2 separate regions of the Homo sapiens genome follow, and region 1 is linked to region 2. Evidence: chromatin loops called from intact Hi-C (ENCODE). Cell type or tissue: Calu3. All regions are shown on one strand.

Region 1 (2,500 bases), 77 kb before region 2:
AGATCCCAGGATTTAGCACCTTGTGGGCACTTAAATATTTGTTGACTGAATGAATAGATAAAATGTTTATTTATCCATTGACAGAAGTCACTGGAAAAATTTCAGTGACTTCTGAAATTTTCTGGAAAAACTTTCTGGAAAAATTTCTCAGCTTTCTCCTTTGTCTGTAAAGATTTTTAAATGGTTTTTCGTTGTGAGAAAAATACACATTAACTTCCATACCTCCTCCTTTATCTTATAAAATTAAGCTAAAGAGTTAGAGTAATTACATATTAGTTCAACTAATCATGTCCTGAAGACCTGCTCCAAAGCCCATACTCTACTTGACAGTCAACAACATAATTTTCGTCTCAATATCACATATTTTCCATCTTTGTCATTGTTATAAATAATTTTTCATGTAAACATTTTAAACATCACAATCCAGTTTTCTATGGTGAGTGTATTATTATTTTTAAAAGATAGGCATACTGTAAATTTTCAGCCCTATAAAAACTTAAAAAATAAGGTGAAAACAAGGTGATCCTCCAGAAATTGAGTAAATTTGAAGTTTCATAAACAAAGAATCAATTGACGTGAAATTTGTGGTGCTAATGCCAAGAAAAAAGTAATTCTTGTCTTTTTTCTAAACATGTTTAGAATTAAGTAGAAAAATACCTTAACTATCAGCTCAGGTGATTAACTTACATTGGTTTGTTATGCATGAAATGGTAACTTTGTAAAAGCCTTCAGATCCTAAGATACTGTGTTACTGTAAATTGCCTTTAAATGATACAAAGATTCCAGGCAAATTATCAGTTCAGGGCCTGATCTTGATAAACCACTGGTATCCTGTGTTTATATATGTGGGTGTGGTCCAGGGGAGTGACTAGAGTTTACTAGAGTTCATGTTCTTCTCAGCTGCTGTGTTCTTCTCAGCTGCTATGCTAACTCATATCCAAATGCCTAATTAAAAAATTTTTTTTTTTTTTGAGTTGGAGTTTCGCTCTTGTCGCCCAGGCTGGAGTGCAAGTGGTGCTATCTCAGTTCACTGCAAACCTCCACCTCCCGGATTTAAGCGATCACCTGCTTCCGCCTCCAGAGTAGCTGGGACTATAGACGCACGCCACCACGCCTGACTGGTTTTTGTATTGTTAGTAGAGACGGGGTTTCACCATGTTGGTCAAGATATTCTTGATCTTGTGACCTTGTGATCCGCCCGCCTCAGCCTCCCAGAGTGCTGGGATTACAGGTGTAAGCCACTGCACCAGGCCTAAAATCTTTTTTTTAAAATCACATACTCGGCCGGACACGACTGTAATCCTAGCACTTTGGGAGGTCAAGGTGGGCGGATCATGAGGTCAGAAGTTCGAGACCAGCCTGGCCAACACGGTGAGAGCCTGTCTCTACTAAAAATACAAAAATTAGCCAGGCATGGAGGTGCCAGGCTAATGTTTTTTGTTTTTTTTTTTTGGCAGAGTCTCGCTCTGTCACCCAGACTGGAGTGCAGTGGCATGATCTCGGCTCACTGCATACTTTTTAAATTATTTGTAGAGATGGGGTTTTGCCATGTTGCCCGGGCTGGTCTCAAACTCCTGGACCAGCTTGTAATCCTGAGTAGCTTGTAATCCCAGCTACTCAGAAGGCTGAGACAGGAAAATTGCTTGAACCTGGGAGGCAGAGGTTGCAGTGAGCTGAGATCACGTGCCACTGTACCCCAGCCTGGGAACAGAGTGAGACTTTCTCAAAAATAAATAAATAAATTAAATTAAATCACATATTCATTTTCTTTTAAAATTTCATGCTTAATCTTGTTTTAATCCATACTTTCCTAGCTCGAACCACTAATGTTTATTCTTAATGGAAGCTAAATTCAAAAGATGTTCAAATATGCCCCATGTAAATATCAACTGTTTTTGTTTTTTCGTTTTGTTTTTTTGAGACAGGTTGCAGTGAGATCACACCACTGCACTCCAGCTTGGGTGACAGAGCAAGACTCTGTCTTAAAAAGAATTACTAGTTTGCCATCAGATCCCAGGGTTTAGCACCTTGTGGGCACTTAAGCACCTTCTGTCACCCAGGCTGGAGCACAGTGGCATAATCACAGCTCACTGCAGCCTTGACCTCCCAGGCTCAGGTGATCCTCTCACCTCAGCCTCCCAAGTAGCTGGGACTTCAGCCACCTGCCACCACACCAGGCTAATGTTTTTTGGTTTTTTTTTTTTGGCAGAGTCTCGCTCTGTCACCCAGACTGGAGTGCAGTGGCATGATCTCGGCTCACTGCATACTTTTTAAATTATTTGTAGAGATGGGGTTTTGCCATGTTGCCCGGGCTGGTCTCAAACTCCTGGACTCAAGGGATTCACCCATCTTGGCCTCCCAAAGTGATGGGATTCTAAGCTTGAGCCACTGTACCTGGCCTTAACTATTATCTTTTTAAAAGTGTTTTTGGAAATTTCTTTATTTTTGGATAGATAGTTATGACTCATTCTAGTTTATTTAAGCTCATAATGCTAAAATC
Region 2 (2,500 bases):
CCGAGATGGTGCCACTGCACTCCAACCTGGGCAACAGAGCTAGACTCCCTCTCAAAAAAAAAAAAAAAAAAGAATATGACTTTTTGTTCTTCGCTGCATAGAGAGTACCTTTAGAAACCATTGCTGCCACCCCACTGACCTGGAGGGGTTAGCTTGATCCAGAAAGCACAACAGGAAAAAAGCTCTCTATGTCTCAAAATGAAGCCACTCCCACAGGGTTGACAAGAATTGCATGCCAGGTTCAGGACAGAAATATAGTTATAATTAAGCATTAATCAGGCTGCACTTTGGTCCACTTCCTTGTTGGTAAAAGTCATGCAGCACTAGATGCTGACCATCTGTATCCCCATTGTTCCTATAGATAGGGTCTCTGACATTAGGGTCATAAGACTGTTCAAGACTCATTGGCATCTCCATTGTTCCTACAGATAGGATCTCCGACATTAGGATAATAAGGCTTTTGTTTAAGGATTACTTATGATCTTTCTCAGACCCCGAATTCTAGAAACCAGTTTGAAGAACCCCACAGAAGAACGGGATCAGCAAAAGAATACAGCTTCTTCATCTCCTTGTCCCATGACTTCACCCTGCACTCTTCAACCAATCAATCTCCACTCTTTGGCCCACTCCAAAAGCCTTAAAAAAAACTCTAGCCCCAAACTTCTCGGGGAGACATATTAGTTTACTTCCATCTCCTCGTTCAGTGGCGCTATGATTAAACCTCTTTCTCTGCAACACACAACCTATTGTCTCAGTGTATTGACTTGCTGTGTACATTGGCAATGAACCTATTATGGTTACAAAAGTATTATATAGCTGCTAGCTTGGGTGTAACCCAGATCATGAATACAAACTATGTTATTTATTATTAGTGGGAATATGAGACCAGTCAGCCAGAGAAGGGACTTAAGTAGTTTCTTATAATCATAGTATAGTCTGAGAGTATCAAAGAGCTCAAGGAACTGAGCTCAAATTACAGGATCTTTATGCAGGGGGGAAGGGGATCACAGGCAAATGTCAAGATCCTAGGCAAATACCAGCATTAAGAACTGGTACTTGTCCAGGGCGATGGCTCACTCCCACCTATAATCTCAACACTTTGGGAGGCCAAGGCGGGTGGATCACTTGAGGTTGGGAATTGACAAGACCAGCCTGGCCAACGTGGTGAAACCCGTCCTTACTAAAAATACAAAAATTAGCTGGGTGTGGTGGTGCATGCCTGTAATCCCAGCTACTTGGGAGGCTGAGGCACGAGAATTGCTTGAACCTGGGAGGCAGAGGTTGCAGTGAGCTGAGATTGCGCCACTGCACTCCCACCTGGGCAACAGAGCGAGACTTTGTCTAAAAAAAAAAATAGCTGGTACTAGTGGCTGGCTTTAACATGATTGGGCTGGCTGAATTGAAAGAGCCAGGAATAGCATCACAGAGCATGGAAGTAAACCACTTTACATTTACAGTGTTCTAGCACCCCTTCATACAGCGTCTAAGCCTGCAAGCCCTCCCCGCAACCCAGAGGCACTGATCCTTTGTACTTTGTACACTGATCCTAAAAGTAATTATTAGTAGGCCACTATTTAAGAAGTAATTTTCTCAATAGATTTTTACATGTGTGTGCATGTTTATGTATAAAAGTGTGTTTATTTTTAAATACAATTTGCTTTTGTTTATTTATTTTGCCAAGGAACAACAATAACAAAATCCAGTTTTGAATCCCACAAGTACAACCACAGGAAAGCACCTAAAATTGCTGAAGGTTGACAAAAGCTGATGAACAAGGCATTGTAATTTAGGATTCAGGATTCATCAATTCTAGTTTTTATCCTTGTCCTTTACTAGCTGTGGCTTTGGCTAGGTCCCATAGTCTTTTTCTGTGCTCATGTTCCTTCCTTCACTTACAAAATGAGGTTAATTACAAGGACCAGCCTCATTCCCAAAGCAGTTTTGTGGTTGTTGACTATTTAATTAGCAAGTCTTTTAGTACTAACAATTAGCAACATAAACTATCTACTCTCTTTATTCACAATGGGTGGAGCTGCAAATATTGTGTATCTGAAGTTTTTGACAAGAGGAAATTATGTAAGGGGTAGTTTATTTTTATTTATGCATTTATTTATTTATTTGGAGACAGTCTCTCTCTGTTGCCCAGGATGGAGTGCAGTGGCACCATCTTGACCCACTGTAATCTCCGCTCCTAGGTTCAAGTGATTCTCCTACCTCAGCCTTTCAAGTAGCTGGGATTACAGGCACGCCTGTCACACTCGGGAAATTTCTGAAGTTTTAGTATAGACGAAGTTTCGCCATGTGGGCCAGGCTGGTCTTGCACTCCTGGCCTCAAGTGATCCGCCCACCTCAGCCTCCCAAAGTGTTGGGATTACAGGCCTGAGACACCACACCTGGCTGGGGGCACTCTATTTTAATGAGCACCAGTTCACAAGAAATAAACATTTCTGGCTCGGTGTGGTGGCTCATGCCTGTAAATCCAGCACTTTGGGAGGCCAAG

The links. Peaks named below come from ENCODE experiments on the same cell type or tissue, not always from the same donor. Only the 100,000 strongest peaks of a DNase experiment are listed, where the experiment ranks them.
Region 1: it touches region 2 in a loop (5-fold over the local background); 4 of 110 quality-filtered maps call a loop at or near these places.

The regions. Positions count from the first base shown.
Region 1 is chr9:111,890,665-111,893,164 of GRCh38, reverse strand. No RefSeq gene overlaps it. Among named protein-coding and RNA genes, the nearest start is that of UGCG, 4.9 kb to the left of the region's middle. In Calu3, no CTCF peak of the experiment used is centred here; a DNase peak (open chromatin) is centred at 1,094.
Region 2 is chr9:111,813,882-111,816,381 of GRCh38, reverse strand. No RefSeq gene overlaps it. Among named protein-coding and RNA genes, the nearest start is that of SHOC1, 20 kb to the right of the region's middle. In Calu3, no CTCF peak of the experiment used is centred here; DNase peaks (open chromatin) are centred at 211, 671 and 981.